2 separate regions of the Homo sapiens genome follow, and region 1 is linked to region 2. A link is an interaction called in ENCODE POLR2A ChIA-PET data of the cell type or tissue named here. Cell type or tissue: CD4-positive, alpha-beta T cell. All regions are shown on one strand. Links, peaks and the distances in the headings refer to the core of each region. The heading gives the core; the rest is flanking DNA.

Evidence for each region. Peaks named below come from ENCODE experiments on the same cell type or tissue, not always from the same donor. Only the 100,000 strongest peaks of a DNase experiment are listed, where the experiment ranks them.
Region 1: POLR2A ChIA-PET joins it to region 2 with 12 read pairs; 22 of 35 experiments call an interaction of 5 or more read pairs at or near these places.

Annotation. Positions count from the first base shown.
Region 1 is chr17:63,478,043-63,480,542 of GRCh38, forward strand. It overlaps ACE (angiotensin I converting enzyme), which reads left to right. Exons shown (of 25, transcript NM_000789.4): 2 at 1-56; 3 at 965-1,058; 4 at 1,727-1,870; 5 at 2,295-2,486. Among named protein-coding and RNA genes, the nearest start is that of ACE, 2.2 kb to the left of the region's middle. In CD4-positive, alpha-beta T cell, for the core only: a CTCF peak has its summit at 1,031 (motif pointing left); a DNase peak (open chromatin) is centred at 1,029; H3K4me3 peaks cover 188 bases; H3K27me3 peaks cover 478 bases.
Region 2 is chr17:63,417,774-63,429,999 of GRCh38, forward strand. TANC2 (tetratricopeptide repeat, ankyrin repeat and coiled-coil containing 2) reads left to right here. Exons shown (of 28, transcript NM_001394998.1): 27 at 534-634; 28 at 2,226-9,930. The coding sequence ends at 4,182. Among named protein-coding and RNA genes, the nearest start is that of CYB561, 22 kb to the right of the region's middle. RefSeq lists an enhancer at 7,939-8,677. In CD4-positive, alpha-beta T cell, for the core only: a CTCF peak has its summit at 7,787 (motif pointing right); a DNase peak (open chromatin) is centred at 7,828.

The DNA.
Region 1 (2,500 bases), core at 1-2,500, 54 kb after region 2:
TCGGAGCTGTGCGCACCCTGGGCTCTGCCAACCTGCCCCTGGCTAAGCGGCAGCAGGTGGGCTGAGGGCTGAGGCAGAGCTCGGGGGCGGCCTCCTAGTGCCCCATCGTGGGGGTCGGGGGAGAGCAGCCCATCAGGGAGGGAGGAACCCTGGGATCCACATGGGCCCTGACAGAAGGGAAAGCCCAGGTAAGCACAGAATGGCTTTCTGAGCATTGATTTTTCTTGGAGATGGGGTGGGGAGTTACTTTCTGTTAAAGGAAGCATTCTGGAGTAGGAAGCCAAATTCAAATACACTTCTCCCTAGGCTGGTTTATGAGCTTCTTTGGAAGAGTTGAGAAGGGCTGGGCGTGGTGGCTCAAGCCTGTAATCCCAGCACTTTGGGAGGCTGAGGTGGGCGCATCGCTTGAGCCCAGGAGTTCAAGACCAGCCTGGCCAACATGGCAAAACCTCGTCTCTACAAAAAAAAAATAGCTGGGCTTGGTGGTGCGTGCACCTACAGTCCCAGCTACTCTTGAAACTGAGGGGGAAGGATCACCTGAGCCCAGGAGGTCAAGGCTACAGTGAGCTGTGATTGCACTACTGCACCCCAGCCTGCGTGACAGAGTGAGACCTCCCCCCAAAAAAAAGAGAGAGAGAAAAGGTTGAGAAAGACTGGGAAGTCACCAAAGCCAGAGAATGGGAGGGATCTGCCCTCACTGCAGGGTGGTGCCAAGCTGGGACTTGACCCTGACCCTGACTTTCAGGACTCCTGTCCCCCACTCCACAGGCTGCCTCCACTGGCAGGGGACTCAGAAGTGATCCGGTCACACTAAGTGACACTTAGTGATCAGAAGTGCCCCGGTGCCACTGAGTGGCCTTGTCCAAGCTACATCCACTCTGTGGGCTCCTCCTTCTAGCAGCGAGGGGAGGGCAGATGTCCCAGGGGCTGGTCACTGGAGCATTCCTCCCCTCTGACTCCCCAGTACAACGCCCTGCTAAGCAACATGAGCAGGATCTACTCCACCGCCAAGGTCTGCCTCCCCAACAAGACTGCCACCTGCTGGTCCCTGGACCCAGGTACGGCCCTTGCAGCTCCCCTCTCGGCGGTGCCCTAGTGTTCCCACATTGCCCTGCTGCACTCCAGACCATGCAGTTGTGTAGGGTCTGTGGAGACAGCAGGTAAACCCAAAGGTGTTGCCCTCCAACTGGGGCTGGACGGTGCAGATACCCCCACGCCCTGCTTCTCTTGGCAAGTGGACTTCCGGAATCTCCAGCTGCAGCCCCCACTTCTGTGTGTACCTCGGCCTCTCCCATCACCCCTAGGCCTTCCTCCTGGCTGCCTGGTTTCCCCTTTCGTGGGTCCTCTCATGTTCCCCAAGAGCCCTCAGGCCAGGGACCCCTCGTGGCTTCCCCTTAAACCCCGCTCCAGCCCCCTTTATGAGCAGCTTCGAGGAAGGCACTCCATCCAATAGGCCGCTAAGTGTCTGTCTGGGTTTTGGCCTTTGGGTGTCCCCTTGGTGTCAGCCACCTTAGGTGGTCATGTCTCTGGGGCAGGGGCCCTGCCTGGGTGTTTCTGTAGCTCCCAGCCCCCTCCCACCAGGCCTGTAGGTGGCCCCTGTCTCTGGGGGCACCGTGATGTTCAGGAAGCTGGTGGGAGCAGTAAGGACTGGTGCAGGCTCTGGTGAAGGCCGTTGAAGACTTCAACGTGGAGGCCTCCTCACCGACCCTGCCTGCCTGTGTCTCAGATCTCACCAACATCCTGGCTTCCTCGCGAAGCTACGCCATGCTCCTGTTTGCCTGGGAGGGCTGGCACAACGCTGCGGGCATCCCGCTGAAACCGCTGTACGAGGATTTCACTGCCCTCAGCAATGAAGCCTACAAGCAGGACGGTGAGCAGGCCTCTCCCTGTCCAGGAACCACGCCAGGTGTCCTCTCTCAGCTGTCTCCCCAGAGTCCCAGCCCAGAGTCAGGCAGAGCAGCTGGTATGACAATTCCAGCAGGCCCTGAGTTTCCCAGAAAGTGGAGGTGGGACCGGCCTGCACCCAGTGTGCCTGGACTTTGCTGCTGGCCTGCCCCACGTGGCCATCCTGCTGTCACTCCTGGCCCTGATGCTCCTCTTTGCCTCTGGGAACCTCCAGGATCTGTTTAGCTGGCTGTAGCTAATTAGAAATTGTAGAGTGGCAACCCCCAAGCCAATTTTCCAGCTAGCTGCAGATCCACGGGCCTCGAGCCAGTGGAAGAGCCGACTTACAGCTGAGAGGCTGAGGTCCGAGCCTTTGGCCTGAGCTACATACCTCACCCCCACGCCCCCAGGCTTCACAGACACGGGGGCCTACTGGCGCTCCTGGTACAACTCCCCCACCTTCGAGGACGATCTGGAACACCTCTACCAACAGCTAGAGCCCCTCTACCTGAACCTCCATGCCTTCGTCCGCCGCGCACTGCATCGCCGATACGGAGACAGATACATCAACCTCAGGGGACCCATCCCTGCTCATCTGCTGGGTAAGGACCTGGCC
Region 2 (12,226 bases), core at 6,559-9,058:
AGGTCTGTCTGACACCCCCTCTCCCTCTAGTCTCTGTAGTCAGTGCAGTTTCCTTTACAGACGTCATCCTCCCGGACTTTACAGGACACCTTCTCACCTGTCCCTTAGAAAGCCACAGTGTAGTGCATGTAGCAGGAAGGTGTGGGGCTCAGACCAGGGTCCACGTGAAATGTGGACATGTGTGCGTTTGCCTCCTACATGCATGGATAACTTCAGGAGCTTCACTGGAAAGGGTTGGTGTTTGGCTTCCGGGCTGAGAACTTTATTAGAAAGGCAAAAAGAGGGAAAATTAAAACTATTTTAATATTCTGGGCAGATAAAGTCCAGTGAGCAGTCGCAGCGCTACACAGGACAAAGGCAGAAGGAACTTTCAGTCCACAGGCCACGCGGCTTGAGCCATGTCAGGCACGTCTAGCGTCCCAGGCGTTCCATCCATGAATGTCAAAAAATGTACAAATAATTTGTTTTATTCCCAAGTTGTCTATTTTTTATATCTCATCAATGACTCATTTGCACACCTATTGTAATGACAGGATTTTGGAATGGCGGAGGAATTTGCTACTAAGGCCCTGGAGCTGAAACCGAAATCTTATGAAGCTTACTATGCGAGAGCAAGGGCAAAACGCAGCAGCAGGTGAGGAGAGAGAGAGAGGGTGAAAGCAAGAGGTCTCTTTTCTGAAAATTTGGCCAAGGCAGCGTCGGCCACCCTGGGGCATATGTACCCAAATACATCTCTGTCCTTGAGAACTGTCAGGGCCAAGCTTTGGGGATGGCTCCCATAGCACAGCCCTCAGCTCAAGATCAGCAAATCTGCTGGGCTGTGGAGGCCACGAATGTTTCACTTCGGGAGAAAAACACTTTTTCACTGGAGAATGGCAGCTTCTTCCAAGAAGCCTCTGCCGTATCTCAGGCATTTTTCAACCCCCAGAGCAGCTAGCACAAAGAGACAACGGCGACTTAAAGAAATCACTTAAGCAGAGCACCCCACCCCCGCTTTAGAGGGAAAGTAGGATGGTTCACTTAACATCACAGGTTCCTCTTCCTTCTCCCATAGGCGTTTGAGGAATCCCGGATTAGTTAGTCTTCCCTCTGGGGCTCTCCTCAAGTCTGGTGGCATCAGACCCCCTTCCACCTAAACCATCACCCACCACACACACACAGAGTCAAGAGGTCCTTGCTGCCAGGATGGAGAGGACCCTCTAAGAGAACACCATTCCACATTCCTTGTGCCCATCTGCTTTAGTTTGGCCACTGGGCAGAAAAGCTCCCAGAATAACCTAGAACCTGCCATCAGTGATCTTTGTGTAACTTGTCACTGTCTCTTATGCCTCCTGCCCTCCTCCTCCCCAGCTGCATGGGAAAGAACTGCTTCAGGTTCACTGCTATGGCCAGGGGCACATGGTCCCGAAAATCACACCCAGCTTGAGGCTAGTGATGGTGGTGGCAGTGATCGCACTCTTACCTAGCTGGGGCAACGAAGTCCTCACAGAAATCTGACTGAAATTCTCCTTCCCTCTGGGTAGTTCCTTTTTCACAAGGTCAGTTGCCCCTGTCAGGTGATATTAGTAGAGAAGATGGGAATGTCTCTGACAGTTCATTTCTTCATTTGTAAATTAGAGTCTCCTTGGAGTCAGCTCAGCTCCAGCCCCGAGTGACCTAGTCAGCAAGCCTAATGCCTGCCCCACTTTGATAGAGCAAATGGAGACACAGCAATTCTGAGAGATGAGGGTTAGAAAGGGCAGAGGACAGGGTTCTTGCCTAGAGTAGAACAGGCCTGAAATTTGGAGCTAAAATATTGAGAATATAAAGAAAAATTTCTGCTGGATCAGCAAGATTTTTAAATATGTAGTTTTTTTTGTTCCTAAGCTACTTGACAGTGACCCTGTAAATGACAACCCCACCCAACTCTCATACTGCCTGGTGTGTGTTTGGGCACCAAAACAACTTCCCGAAGGGCCTGGCTGGACTGACAAAATGGGGCATTTCTCCACTATTCCCAGAGAGGCCAGAAGGAAGATGGAGGCCGAATGGGTTAGGGAATCATTCGGACTCTTCCAGAATGAGTCTTCCTGTTTCCTTCCCTATAAATCCAACTAAACCGAAATACCCCAGACTCCCACAGACGCCACCACAGCTCTCTGAGATAGTGACCATGTTCTCAGCTCTTGGTGATTTCTCTGGATTCAGAATAACTCCAGTTCCTGTGTTCACATTTTGTCAAGCAGACAGTTCGCAGCAGCCTTAGAGGACCTGAACGAGGCCATCAAGCTGTGTCCCAACAACCGTGAGATCCAGAGACTTCTGCTGAGAGTGGAAGAAGAGTGTAGACAGATGCAGCAGCCACAGCAGCCACCGCCGCCACCGCAGCCTCAGCAGCAGTTGCCGGAAGAAGCAGAACCTGAGCCACAGCATGAAGACATATACTCTGTACAGGATATATTCGAGGAGGAGTACCTGGAACAGGATGTTGAAAATGTTTCCATTGGCCTCCAGACAGAGGCCCGGCCCAGCCAGGGGCTCCCGGTCATCCAGAGCCCACCCTCCTCTCCCCCGCATCGGGACTCAGCCTACATCTCCAGCTCACCTCTTGGCTCTCATCAGGTTTTTGACTTCCGGTCCAGTAGTTCTGTAGGCTCTCCCACTAGACAGACCTATCAGTCCACCTCACCTGCCCTTTCTCCAACTCATCAGAACTCACATTACAGGCCTAGCCCACCACACACTTCCCCGGCTCATCAGGGAGGATCTTACCGTTTCAGCCCCCCTCCTGTGGGAGGACAGGGCAAAGAATACCCAAGCCCTCCCCCTTCCCCTCTCCGGAGAGGCCCTCAGTATCGGGCCAGCCCTCCAGCTGAAAGTATGAGTGTCTATAGATCCCAGTCTGGTTCACCCGTGCGCTATCAGCAGGAAACAAGCGTCAGTCAGCTTCCTGGCAGACCCAAATCTCCATTATCCAAAATGGCCCAGCGGCCCTACCAGATGCCTCAGCTCCCTGTGGCAGTTCCCCAGCAAGGGCTCAGGCTACAGCCTGCCAAGGCCCAGATTGTGAGAAGTAACCAGCCCAGCCCAGCCGTCCATTCAAGCACCGTCATCCCCACAGGAGCCTATGGCCAAGTAGCCCATTCAATGGCCAGTAAATACCAGTCTTCACAAGGAGACATAGGAGTCAGCCAGAGCCGGTTGGTTTATCAAGGGTCAATTGGGGGAATCGTAGGGGATGGAAGGCCGGTGCAGCATGTCCAAGCCAGCCTGAGTGCAGGCGCCATCTGTCAGCATGGAGGATTGACCAAAGAGGATCTTCCACAGCGACCTTCCTCAGCATACCGAGGTGGCGTGAGATACAGCCAGACACCACAGATCGGACGCAGCCAGTCAGCATCCTATTACCCAGTCTGTCACTCAAAACTAGATCTGGAGCGCTCCTCCAGCCAACTAGGTTCCCCTGATGTGTCGCATTTAATCAGAAGACCTATCAGTGTCAACCCTAACGAAATCAAACCGCACCCGCCAACTCCCAGGCCGTTGCTGCATTCCCAAAGTGTAGGCCTTCGCTTCTCTCCATCTAGCAATAGTATCTCCTCCACCTCCAACCTAACTCCGACCTTCCGGCCATCTTCTTCCATCCAGCAAATGGAGATCCCACTGAAACCTGCATATGAGAGGTCATGTGACGAGCTGTCGCCAGTGTCTCCAACTCAAGGAGGTTACCCCAGTGAGCCCACCCGATCCAGGACCACACCATTCATGGGGATCATAGATAAAACAGCACGGACTCAGCAGTACCCCCACCTCCACCAGCAGAATCGGACCTGGGCAGTGTCATCTGTGGACACCGTCCTCAGTCCCACGTCTCCAGGCAACCTGCCTCAGCCTGAGTCCTTCAGTCCACCATCATCCATCAGCAACATTGCCTTTTATAACAAAACCAACAATGCACAGAATGGCCATTTGCTGGAGGACGATTATTACAGCCCCCATGGGATGCTGGCTAACGGGTCTCGTGGAGACCTCTTGGAGCGAGTCAGCCAGGCCTCCTCCTATCCCGACGTGAAGGTAGCTCGGACTCTACCTGTGGCTCAGGCATACCAGGACAACCTGTACAGGCAGCTGTCCCGAGACTCTCGGCAAGGGCAGACATCCCCTATCAAACCAAAGAGACCGTTCGTGGAGTCTAATGTTTAAAAGACGTTTTGTTGGAGTGAGACCCATATGTTTTCACTGCACATTTTCAGGCTTGGTTTCCACATTCGAGGTAGTTCTCTGGCTTAATTTCTCATGTAGTTTCTGTGTGGTGTTCAGAGGTGGCAGCCCACATGCTGAAATCCTTTGCATGCAGCCGACTGGGAAGCGGCCTCCCGGGAGCCAGGACTTCAGTTTCTCTTGTCTGTGCCCAGCCACATGCTCTCTCCCTCTCTTCAGATGCCAACGAGGAGATTTTCGTGCTGTGTGCTTTAACCCAGGGAGATCAGACACACTGGTCAGCTTTTTCCAGGAGACAATCGCTTTCACTGATGTTCTTGTTGTGTAATTGTCTTTTTCCTTTTTTAAAAAATAAGGTGTTCTTGTTCGTTTTCTTCTAGAAACTTTAGAAAGAGTGCGATGCCCCTTTGCCTTTGCATCCTTAGCCAGTGTCACCCACACAGCCAGCCGCAGCGCATTCTCATGCTGTGGCCCCTCCCCAGACCGCCAGCGCCCTGCAGCCACCAGGTCTGCAGTGTGCATTAGGATTATTGCTGGTCTTCCTAGGGGGTAAAAGGATCAGAGAGAGAAGAATTAAGTGCTAAATTGGAAGAAAACCCCAATATAATTATGTAAAATGTCACTACATTGATTTTCCAAGAGGCATTGTAGGAACATGTCAAAAACAGCCAGCCCTTTAAATATTGCAGTCAGCCAAGGAAATTAGATGAGAATTGTGGCTATTAAGAGAATTCACTGAGAGTTATTCTCTAGATTTTTAGCCGACAATTAACCACTAAAAGCTGCTGCTTTTCCAGGGTGGGGGAGGGAATGAATACATAGAAAAACAAAAAAGATTGTTCTGGATTCTCAGTGAAAGGCTATAGGAAGTCTGTTCTGGAGACATCTACTTTTTAGATCCTGATACATCACTGAGTGTCATACTCCACTAAAAGGAAACTCTAACCGAAGGCTGGCTGGTGTGACAATCCCGTTAGTTGGATCTTCACCTACAGCCAGATTTTGTTCTAGTGGCCCTCTTCCTGTAAACCCAGATGGTGTCATACAGAAATTGTTTCTTTCAGAAGCAGATTGGAATCTCTTGGGACCATGAGACTGAGTCCCAATATTTCCACCCAGGGTCATGCCCGTTGTTGTCTACTTCCATTTTGAGATCTATAGTTTGATTATCTATTATTACAGGAACTGTTTCTTTTCTTTTTCTAGGAGTGTTTATGAGAGTGTGATATTTTAAAGTCAGACGCAGCAAAAACTGTTTCAGGGTGAAGAAAGACCCCTTTCAGCCCTGTTTTGCAGCCCTGGGTGGGGGCATGAGATAGACAGCAAGCTTCTGATCTTGAAGCTTGTCTAGAAGACACATCTTCTAGGTCTCGTGGTCATTTGGTAGGCTGACCTTTGAGTGAGCGAGGCCACTATTGAGTGGATAGCAAGAACATTGGAACCAAAGCCTCGGCACAGGCCTGGCACTGGCTGTACATCAGCTCTTACAACTAAACAACTCAACTAAGCAACTGAAACGAAACAAAGGAGCATTCGTTCTCTGTTGTTAGGAATCATTCTGCTCTGTTAGGGAAGGGCTGCAGGAAGGGCAGTTTCCTGAATAAAAATCTGGCTGCGACCAGTCCCATGTGTCTGGTAAGTAAGTAAGTAAGTAAGTGCCCTTTGAAGGGATCATTAAGACACAGGGAGCATGAACCTGAGATCAGAAGCATTTCTTTACTAATTTAGATTCTGCGAAATAGACGGACCTCTCCACCCCCAAACCTAAAACAGGCCAGGACTTGTCTCTGTGCTGAAAGCAAATAGCAAGACTAACTCAAGCCCCAGCCTCTTTCCACACTCCCTGATACCTAAGGACTGCTTTCTCAGCTAGACCAGGGTGGGCATCAGCGACGCCTTCTCAGCTAGACCAGGGTAGGCATCAGCGTCCTCTCTCCATCTCTATACCCCTCTCTCTCACATCAGGAAGATGAAATGTGTAGCTCTAGCGGCAACCTCTAGCCAGGAGCCCAGTGGCCTCTCAGATTGCTTTTTGGCCAGGTCTCAGCACTGCTGGCATCTTTACATCTTACTCCTTAAAACCGCCTCTCGCTGAGGAGCCACTGCATTTTGAAGAATTTCTCAGTGTCTGTCAGGAAAGTGCTCCTGCTCATTTGGAACGCCACACACCACCCGCACTCACCTGTCCAGGCGAATGAGCAGGTCCTGTAGCTTTACAAATATGCCGCTGATGCCGCTTCTCCCCAGGGTCTCTCAGTTTTCCAGGACAAAAAGATTTAGGGCCTATACCCTATGGGCAAAACACCTAAAATGTCAACAGTCAAAATGCCATTCTTTTTGGCCATCATAAGAGGGAGTAGGTATCACTGCTGCATGCCAGTTGTTTTTGACTAGAATATGCCAACCAGAGCTTGTTGGGGCAGGAGACGTTTTTCCTTACAAGCAGACTGCCTGTGCCCTGTGCCCTGTTTGCTACTTCACTGCCATGGAATGATCCGAGTACTGTATTTCAGAGCTGCCCCTTCCCCAGCAGCAAACACTCGCTGAGTCCATGTCTGGCTTCAGGTGGGAGGAAATGTTTCAGATGAAACTTACTCAATTCATACCACCCTGAAATGGAGGACAGAGGTGACAAACTTCAGTTTAATAGGTTTCTCACCAAGTTGTATGTTCCATTGGCCCAGGATTCTTGCACTAATGGGTTTCTATCACATCATGTCTATAAATGGGTGCACTTTACTGTTTGAATTTGTAACTGAAGTACTGGATATTTAAGTGTGAGTAATGTCTTCATTAGAAAATAGCAGAACCGCTCTTGTCTTTTAGTGTATTTTTCAAGAAAAAAGGAAAGGAAAGACATCAAGCAGTGGATCACAACATTTATAGCACAAGAAATAACTTGTATATAAGCATCAAAAAGATTAAGAATTTTTTAATATGAAAAATATTTGCAGTGATTTTAAAGTGCTTTTCCAGCAATGTTCTTAGGGACTCCTGAGACACGGTTACTTTATCTACTGGATCAGTAAGGCACACAATTAACAATTAACAATTAATGTTTATTTACAAAGTAAAGGGAAAACCTGTGTAACATGAGAATTTGGCATGACAAAATGGAGACCATTTTGTATCTGCTGTTGTATCTTGTCCGGGTTGCAGACGTGCACTATTAAAGTCCCAAGTTAATAGAGCACAAACCCTTCTCGCTCCTCCCCCATGTGCCCCTCTTTTTAGATGTGTATAACTTAAACTCGATGGCTCAGGAAAATTCCACTAATTAGAATCATGTACAGTACCCCAGGTCGTTGTCCAGATATACAAGTTTGCTAATGTAGTTAAGCCTGGATTATTAAACACTTTTCCTAAATTATTGTAAACAGAACAGCTTAGAGAAAGGTATTCTCAGTCCTTAATATTGTATAGTAGTTTATGAGCCCCTCTCTAAATATTGGTATTTTTATATTCCAGAGATGTACCCAATAGAAAAAATTAAAAATTAATCAGTATCTAATTTAATATCCATAAGTATTTTTCCTTAGATTTTAGTCACGTACAGTGGGCTATGTGGATGTCACTTGTGCTTCACCATAGTTTACCACTAGGTGTCACTGTGGCTCTGCACTGCGCTTGTTTTGTAGCAAAGAACAGCGGCATCCCCTCGGGAGAGAGGAGCTGCTTCCAGGGCAACAGGCAAGCGGGCTCAGAGGTTCAGGAGAAGGCAACAGAGGCCTGGAAGGGGTCTTCGTGCATCTGTGCCAGTTGTGCAAGACGAACTCTTTGAACACTACATGCTTTGGACTTCAGCCAGGCAGAGGCTGGAAGAAGGTTGACCAGAGCTCCCTTGCTCTGGTAGAGGGATGGGTACATGGAGAAGCCCCTTCTTCCCCATGAGCCTCCCTCCTGTCAGTTCCTCTCAGCCTCCAGCTTTTATAACTCCAGAAGCGTCACAGTTGGGTGGTTTGATTCAGAGAGAGTTATTTTTCTACTGCAGAAATGCCTTGGACAAAACCAGTGCTCACTGAATCTTTGCCACAAAATGGAATAGGCTATCCCAGGGGGCAAGAGGTGCCCGCCCCTGTGCCCAGCCTCCTCTTGATGCTCCCAGTGCCCAGCAGCCTCGCACACCCTGCCTGTCTGTTCCTGGGCTGCCCATTTCTCAAGAAACCGACCTGCAAAGGCAGCCGGCTGCTGCCTCCACACCGAGGGCTGTGCGGTCCTGCTGCTCGCTCACTGGGAGGTGCAGCTCTTTCTCCTCTTCCTCTAGGAATTCCAGACCGACCATCTACCATGACTAACAACAATGAACAAAGGGCTTAGGGGCAAGAGCTACCTGCAAAGACGTGTCATGGAACCCTTCACCATGCAATGCCTTGAACTCAGCTCTGGCTGCTCCCAAGAAAAGGTGGCTGGCTGGGGGCCTGGACACAAGCACAATGGGGCTGGTGGAGCCACTGTGCAGAGCTACTTGAATAATCACTGGGTTTTCATCAACTCCTTTTGTCATACAGACCACTCAAGGGCTGAAGTGTTGGTAACCTTCATTTCGGTGTCCAAAGCCTCACAGCAGGTGAGCCACCCTGAGATGCTTGTGGCCACATGGTGGCCACAGTCAGAGCTTTGAAAGTCAGTACCAAATGAACGCATAATTGGACACCAAAAATCAAGTGTTACTTTCATGTTTCCTCACCCCATCATCTCATTGCCTCCTGCTGACTCTGATACCGACGCTGAGCTGACTTGCCAGGCTGCCGCTGGACGCGTAGAGATCAGGCCAGCGCCGCGCTCATTTTTCCAGGTAGACCTACTCTGTGGAACGGAAGTGCCCTAGCTGCTTTGTTTTTGTAGCACTTGCTGGCTGAATTTTTCTTTTGCTAATCGCTAACCAGAAAGTCTGGTTAGAGGGGGCTCAACTCAATCCCTTTGGTCCCCAGCGCCAGACAAGAGTTAATTCTGGAAAATTCAGTACTTGAATGTACCTGCCTTATTGCATACCAATTTACTGGGGGGAAAAAAAAAGTTAAGAGATGCCGGCTCCAGATCTCCACTTCATTCACAGGTGATTTTGGAAATCCTGTAAGTTACACTTCCTGTTCTGGTTTTGTTTTGTTTTTTGTTTCCTTTGGCTGATTCCTGCTGAGTGAGGCCAGTTCCTCATCAGGCTCAGGGCAGGTGCCTTTTCAGGCGTGGCCTCCTTTCCATCTAGCACAGCATCTTTGTCTCTGTTCTGTCTCCTCCAAATCCAAGATGATTTTAATTAGTACAGACATGTACAGTCTACAATTAAAGAGTGATTTGTACTAATATGATTTTGATTCTTCCTCCTCTTTGCTGTCCTTTCAAGACACTTGCTGGAAAAAGCTTTAATGCACTTAGTTTTCCTTTAGGTTTTCTATGACTCAGATGTAAAGGACTTTCTCTGTACAGTATATTATCCAATGCATGTTTGTTCTCTCTCCTGATATATTGAACACCACACAGTTGTGAAGCCGTGCAGTGGGGATGCCCCACACCCCACAGAGGCATCTACCCCTGTGTATAAGGAAAGACATTTTCCTTTGCTGTACTTGCTTGAGCAGTTTTATTGTCTGTACATGTGAGCTGTGTGAGATAGATGTGAAAAGTTCAAATGAATGCATTTTCCTGCCCCATGTATACAGATTGTCATCTGTACAAGGAACTGTATGTATGAAAGCAAATGTACTTATTTATAAATGGCTAACACTTGGAAAACCATGGTGTTGTGATGCTTTTCTCCTTCCATTACAGCCTCTTCAGGGAGCTGGCTTTTAAGCTTACCCTCCTGAGGATGCAGTGATGGGGGCACCCTCCCTCAGGAGGAATTGGGCAGGTTAGGGCTAAGGCCAAATTCCCGATGATTTGCTTGGTCTCTTGTGGGACATTCAGAGCCACCCCTTTGTGCATTTATTTGCTCGGTCACGTTATTGAGCACCTCCTCTCCTCAGAGTTGGACACTGTGGTAGGCCCTCAAGAGAGCTGTGGACAAGAGACGCCGTTCTAAGGAGCTGTCAGCACAGGCCTGTGACATTTGTTGAGAAAGGGGGGCTTTTTCTTCATTGGAAGAGGTTTCTCTCTAGCTATACCCAGGGAGCACTGAGCTCTTGTTTCATTTTGTAGCTGAAGCTGCACCCAATCCAGCCACCCTACCAAAGCCAAGGCTGAGGTGGGCTGCCAGCTTGAGTGGCTGTGTTTAGAGGCTGCATGCTGAGAGGGTAGCGAGCAGAGGGCACAGCTCCCACTGCAGACCTAAGGGCTTCGTCACAACTGGAGGCCCACTGCTTCCAGGGGCTTTGTCTTTTCATCAGAAATCTGGTCGAACTCCAGTCCTCACCATATAGAGAGCTAGGCAGCTGCATTGTGAATGGAAAAGTGGCAGGTTTCCTGCAACTGGCTGGAGACTCAATACCATCTAAAAGGGAGTGGGGAAGCGGGGGAGCAGCACTGAGCCTGCAGCCTTTCCTGTTTAACTGCTACCTCTGTGTTTACTTCAGGGACAAGCGAGGAGGGAGACCACTTCCTCTTGACATCAGATTTGTGCTAAACAAACATTCCTGCTGTGCATACCTGCATTTCCCAAAGCCTAGGGAAGCAGACAAACTGCAGGCAACACACAGCCCAGCCTAGATGCCACAGTTGCCTTCAAAGAGAAGAGGGGACTCTGGCAGCAGCCACCTGCTCAATCTCAAAACCATTCCTGGGCTGCTCCAGTTATTTCATTAAAAAATGGGTAAGTCGGGGCCGGGCACGGTGGCTCACGCCTGTAATCCCAGCACTTTGGGAGGCTGAGGCGGGCGGATCACGAGGTCAGGAGATCGAGACCATCCTGGCTAACACGGTGAAACCCCGTCTGTACTAAACAAAATACAAAAAATTAGCCAGGCGTGGTGGCAGTCACCTGTAGTCCCAGCTACTCGGGAGGCTGAGGCAAGAGAATGGCATGAACCCAGGAGGCAGAGCTTGCAGTGAGCCGAGATCGTGCCACTGTACTCCAGCCTGGGTGACACAGCGAGGGTCCATCTCAAAAAAAAAAAAAAAGTCATTGGCAAAACCCCAGCTTTTTAATTTATATTTTTTCTTTCTTTTTTTTTTTTTTTTTTTTTTTTTTTTGAGACAGAGTCTGTCACCCAGGCTAGAGTGCAATGGCGTGAGCCCGGCTCACTGCAACCTCCTCCTCCCAGGTTCAAACAATTTTCCTGCCTCAGCCTCCCTAGTAGCTGGAATTACAGGCACCCGCCACCATGCCCAGCTAATTTTTGTATTTTTAGTAGAGACAGGGTTTCGCCATGTTGCCAAGGCTGGTCTCAAACTCCTGACCTCAAGTGATCCACCTACCTCAGCCTCCCAAAGTGCTGGAATTACAGGCATAAGCCACTGTGCCCGACCTAGATGTTTTGTTTTGTTTTTAGATGGAGTCTCACTCTGTCACCCAGGCTGGAGTGCAGTGGTGTGATCATAGCTCACTGCAGCCTCAACCTCCTGAGCTCAAGTGACCCACCCACCTCAGCCTCCCAAGTACCTGGGACCACAGTGCATGCCACCACGCCCTGCTAACTTTTGTTTTGTTTTGCAGAGATGGAGTCTTGTTATGTTGCCCAGGCTGGTCTTGAACTCCTGGCCTCAAGCTGTCCTCCCGCCTTGGCCTCTCAAAGTGCTGGGATTACAGGCATGAGCCACCACACCTGGCCAAACCCCCAGCTTTTTAAGAAGTCCTGGGACATTGGAGGAAAGGAAAAGGAGTGATTCATTTAAAATATTAATACTTCTTAAAAAGAATTTACCCTCAACCTTAATAAAAAGCTACTCAGAGTAGAAGCAAACAGCAAACTCAGCAGAAGTCTGTGTAGATCCTCCGAAGCACTAAGTAAGTCAGACTTTCTTCCCCTGGATATCTGCTCATGGGTACCTTTTGGTAACTGCAGGCAGACACAGTACGCACGTGCACATGGTGGCCAAACTCCCCTGCGGTCGGCTGGGAATGGGTAGGCGAACCAGCGGGGAATGGAGTCAC